Regions from separate parts of the Homo sapiens genome. Here region 2 is linked to region 1. A link is a contact called in ENCODE Hi-C or POLR2A ChIA-PET data. All regions are on one chromosome and are shown on one strand. Each heading gives the region's core, a stretch centred on a gene start or an enhancer-like site at or near the end of the contact. The rest is flanking DNA. Distances are from core to core; before and after follow the strand shown.

Evidence for each region. Hi-C counts contacts between places; a loop is a spot of excess contacts on that map. ChIA-PET counts read pairs that join two places held with the same protein, here RNA polymerase II (POLR2A). Pooled maps may share reads with other maps.
Region 2: a pooled map shows a loop between it and region 1 (4-fold over the local background). The contact joins two enhancer-like sites. A Hi-C loop is called at or near these places in 1 of 37 single-sample maps with no recorded cell type and 7 of 50 pooled maps. POLR2A ChIA-PET finds 5 or more read pairs at or near these places in 1 of 52 experiments (OCI-LY7).

The regions. Positions count from the first base shown.
Region 1 is chr10:62,991,174-62,993,873 of GRCh38, reverse strand. No RefSeq gene overlaps it. Among named protein-coding and RNA genes, the nearest start is that of NRBF2, 140 kb to the left of the region's middle. Within about 2 kb of position 1,418, at least 4 of the 41 ENCODE cell types and tissues checked have a DNase peak (open chromatin) inside an H3K27ac peak, as active enhancers do.
Region 2 is chr10:63,706,001-63,708,700 of GRCh38, reverse strand. No RefSeq gene overlaps it. Among named protein-coding and RNA genes, the nearest start is that of REEP3, 190 kb to the right of the region's middle. RefSeq lists an enhancer at 589-1,788. Within about 2 kb of position 1,325, at least 11 of the 41 ENCODE cell types and tissues checked have a DNase peak (open chromatin) inside an H3K27ac peak, as active enhancers do.

The sequences.
Region 1 (2,700 bases), core at 169-2,668:
CCATTTACCACTGAATTTGGAATGTTATTTTTGTGTAGTAGAGTTAAGGTAAAAACAATCTATTTCTTACATTCAAGTCTTCATTAAAAGTGGGAAAATAAAGCTAGACTGAGTGGGATGTGTGCTTCTCACACCCAGCCTGCTATATGTGTTGATGTTATATGCTTTTCTCCTGTAAATATCTGTGTTTTCAAGCACTGTCCTAGCTTAAGCTCTGTCCCTGATTTAAGCAATAAAGAAAAAAACATCCAGCTAAACTAGGGAAGCATAAAATATAAAATATTAGCCCAAATCCTCTTCCTACCCCACTATATGTTCAATTTGATGGTAGCTCCTAAACCAATTTGAAGCAATCAGGGCTAGGACTGTGAGGTTCTTCTCTGTTTTTTAAGTAGGGGCTGGGGGAGAAAGTGCAGATAAGACACTGAGGTGGGAGCAGAGATTCTTCCTCCAGCCTCTCTGTTGTGGAAGCCAACACATCAAGCATGCCAAGGAATGCCCTTGCAGTAAATTTGCCAGAGCAGCTACTGTCTACCAGTTAGCTTGCTTTAATTATCTGTGGTTCCCAGTTTAACCTGAAAACCTCTCCAGAGAAATACTTTGGGGTTTGAGGTTTGCTGTCTCAAATTCTGGAAAACCTGGAAAGACTGTTGCAATGACCTTTATTAGTTGCTTCTCAGATTAGATCCACAGTAGCTGTTTTGGAGTGATTTTTCACTCCAGAAAGAATACCTTGATGGTAAATCTAATTAGTATTCAAGTCTTGCACTATGCTTTTGTTCTTTCTTGGCCTTTTCACTCTTACCTTTTATGTTCTTCAATTCTTTAATTAATGAGATTATGAAAATTTCAAAGAAACTATACAAATGTGGCACCATTAAATTGCTAGTATAGACTTGAAAATTGGATTATAAAATTGGGAGTAAAGACAAGTCATAGCACTTCAATTATATCCTAAGTGCAACTTAAAAATTCTATTTTATTTTCAGCTGCTCATTTATTTCCCCAAGAGAGAAAAAAAATCCAGAGATATCAGGGGAGAATTGTTAAATGACTGTAGAAATTGGCTTGTTTTCTGGGACTCTTGTAGAAACACGGAAACATAGTCTTTTTGTGTGCATACTGGTGGGAACTTGATGGAGTATTTAGGTAGGGAAAAGTCAGGCTCAAGACTCAGATAAACATCCCGATATTTCAGTACTCACCCAGTGCTTGGACAGCCCTCTTTGGTTGGGAAACAACATGAGAACAGCCTTTGTTTTTATATTCCAGTTCATTACTGGTGGGACCTTAGCCAACTAGAAAACGCTGTCAGAACAGCTTCAGAATTCAGACAAAGACTCACGTCAGTTCTTATTTTAGGCGAACTGGTTCAGCCGTTCCTCTTTCAGAGAAGTAGAGTGGGTTTCCCCTGATGAGCTTAATTGAAAGAACTTGCTTCCACTTGAAAGATGTGATAAACATCTGGCAAATGCAGGAGAGCTTGGAACTGTGTAGAAATCTTGGAAGAGACCAGGAGCCGGAGGCATAACTAACTAGATTTGGGGCTAGGGTCACCAGTTTCATGCCTGACTCCTCCATTCGCTTGACTTTGACCTCGGACGTGACTTAGTTGTGTGTTTCCCCTCTGTTGAATGGGAATGATGAGATGATGAGTCACATTTACCACTGGAACAATTCATTGTGAATAACTAAAAAGCACTTTGCAAGCAAAGCCTTCTATAGGGGCCTAATCATGCTAAAAGAGTTGGAAACATTTGGTGGCATACAAATGTCAAGGCAAAAACAATAAACTATAGATTTTGCTGCATAAGAAAACATGTTTCCTCATGATGCCAGGACAATTGTCAGTTTTTATTATTAAAGGATACTCCATGGTAGAATAAGGAGTGTAGAAACAGTTGGTAAGACCAAGAATATTGAAAGGGATTTTCATTCATTCATTCACTCAGCATATATTTATTGAGCTCCTTCCATGAGCTATGCACTGGGTGGGAGATAGTAATTAAGGTGTGTGCAATCCTTGCCCTCATGAAGCTCACTGTCTGTTGGGAATTCAGAAAAGAAATGATAGTCAGAAGTTCTAATCCTAGTAGTGTGAGCAAACAACTTCCTGTGTCTCAATTTTTACATCTGAAAATTGGGGACAATATCCACCTCCAGGGTTCACTCAAGAAGTAAGTGAGAATATTCATATAAAGTTCTTAGCCCTGTGCCTGAGAACATTGAGATCTTTATGATAATAGGGAACTCCTATTGCAAATGCATTTTCTTTTTAAAAGCTAGATCTTTGTATAATTAATCATCAGAGGAATTGTTGTTTACTATAGGAATTGTTGTTACTATTGTTGTATTTTTTTATTATATATAAAAAAATAATAAATTATCCATTGCAATAGCACCACACACAATTATAGCTTCATGATGCCCAAGAGGCATTATGGTAGGCTTAAAAAATATGAAAGGAGGGGAGCTGGGTTCTAATCTTGGTTGTGCTACCATTGACCTGTGAAATCTTGGAAAAGTCACAGCTTTATGTGTGTCAGTTTCTCCCCTGATAAAATGTGTTGGTGATTATACTTGTATTTGTGGTCTATTGCAATTCTAAATTTTTATAATTCTCTGTAACAAATATTATTGAACAGTAGTCTACGGTCAACGAAACACAGTGCGGGTGCTAATTTCTTTTAGGGGGAACTA
Region 2 (2,700 bases), core at 76-2,575, 710 kb before region 1:
TTTGAATGCACTCATCTACAGGATAGATGAAAACAGTGTTATGACTGGGGCTGGAAGAGAAGGAAGTTGGAGAACAAAACAGTCTCTGTACAGACACAAGTTGGGATGTGCTGCTCATAACGGTTCTCCAGAGGGAATCGTGCAGCTAGCCCCTCAGTCAGGGATGATTGTCCCAAAGGGAGATGCACCTACTGAGTGAGGCCAATTAGTGGATCATCCTCTGGGAATTTGAAACGTAAATTATGAGAAACAGATACAGAAGGTTGTTGGAGCAGGGTTAGCAGTCAACAGAACCATAGAAGGTCTAGAAGTACCTAATGAGGGGCCCCCAAAGTGCTCTGAGGCTTAGTTATTATGCACCTCCTTTTATTCAACCATCCAATATTCCCTTTTTGGCTTATGTTAGTTAAAAGGGGTTTCTATTGCTTGCCATTAAAACAAACCTTAACTTACATAGCTTTGACTTTATCGGTATAGTTACCTACTGAGGATGAGATTGGTCTGCCTTGAGGAGGTCACCAAAGTTAATACATTTCACCAAACAATGTCGGAGATGCTTTAGTTGCTTTTCTCCTCAGCCTCCAAACTTAATCGCCAACACAAGCCATGAACACTGAACTGCATTCACAGTTGACAAAGCCATTTTTACACAGTATATTTTAAAATTCTACATATTTTGAAAATGCGGTTTTCATAAGAAACATTCCATTGTTGGTTACCTTCTGTGTATAAATGAATGTATCTTTCTAGAAAGATCCATTCATGTGTCCTCTTTAATCTGACCATCTATTGTCAACTTTTTCAAATGCAGCTGTCTTTTATAAATGTATCTACCAAATAATTGAATTGTTGTGATAGCAATTCTTTTTCCTTTTACACGTGCAATGTTTTCAATCAAATGTTGCCTAATAGCTAGGCTGTTTGGAAATTAATAATCTAAATAGATGGGAACAACAATATAGGTGTTTAAAGTTTAATTATTCCTTCAGGCTCATTGTGAGAATATCAAGGCTTTATTTATTAGTCTGATTCTATATTCCTTGGAGTATTTCATCTTATTCTACAACACTCTCCTTTTCTTCTTTTAAAAAAATACAACAAAACAATGAGGAGGTCAAATCTTATAAGGAACAAACATGACATCACATAGGGAAATGAGTCACTGTGCATCATACTGGGAACTGAGTCAGGACTAAACTGACTCACATCTTTCTGGGCCAAGAACCAATTCTAGTTATATCATGCTGGAAAATGACTCATTTACTACCTTTATTAGCTCCCCTCAAGATCAAATCAACAGCAAATTGGAGTAGGTCTTATGAAACTCAAGTGGCTCTGCTTGAGCCATTACTCTCTGCTGGTACACAGAGGATTTCTGTGTCTGAAATTAACTGGTTGTTTTGCCACAAGAACTCAAGCCCAGCCTTGCCAACAGTGTGTTGCACTTATCTGAGCTAACCACATCTAAACATTAGCATATCCATAATCTTTGTAGTCTCTACATGTAAGCAATTTTTAGATAATTGATTGAAAGCCTATCATTACTTATATAATAATCGTTGTAGAAAATAATCTGAAAAAAAACAACTACCCAGTTAGTGCTTTCATCAATAAAAAGTCAAAGCACAGCAATAGCTAACAGCTCTCTTTTTTGCCTTATGGTTATGCCACCTCCGCAAGTAAACTGAATGCAACAGAGAGCTGCACTAATAAAGTATTCCAGTTAAAACTGGAAAGGAAGACGGGAAAAATTAAAGTTCCAAAACCATGTCTTAATTTCCAAAGCATCTTAAATGAGTGCCTTTATAAGAAATGTTAACATTAACACCTGGGAATATACAAGGGATTATTTTTTAATGCGTGCATTGATACTAGCAGAATCTCCTAACTGGCTAATCTAGCCACAAACGCAGAGAAATTTTATACATATTCTTAAGTTCAAGCCAGGCACGCTGGCTCACACCTGTAATCCCATCACTTTGGGAGGCCAAGGTGGGCAGATAACCTGAGGTCAGAAGTTCCAGACCAGCCTGGCCAACATGGTGAAACCCCGTCTCTATTAAAAATACAAAAATTAGCCAGGCGTGATGGTGGGCGCCTGTAATCCCAGCTACTCGGGAGGCTGAGGCAGGAGAATCGCTTGAACCCAGGAGGTGGAGGTTGCAGTGAGCTGAGATGGCGCCACTGCACTCCAGCCTGTGCCACAGAGCAAGACTCCATCTCAAAATAAATAAATAAATATTAAAAAATACATATCCTTAAGTTCTGACAACATTGGAGCCATTCTCCCATATGACAGTAATTGATTAGGACAGAATATCTGCTGCTCCCTTTAGTGAGGACATTTAATGTTCTTTTCAATAATCTCCAGTTCACCACAGCCCCCACTACGGTCTCTCCTTGGCGACCATGGGGGATTAGTTCCAGGGCCTTTGTGGATACCAAAGTCCATAGCTGCTCAAGTCCCTTATTTAAAATAGTGTAGTATTTTCATATAACCTACACACATCCTTCGCATACTTTACCTGTAGATTACTTGTAGTATTTAATATAAATGCAATGTAAATATTTGTTATATTGTATTTTTAAATGTGTATAAATTTTTTTGTTGTATCTTTTTTTAATGGAGGTTTTTTTCTGAGTTATTTTCAATCTATGGTTGCTTGAATCTGTGGATGCAGAACCCGAGAATATGGAGAG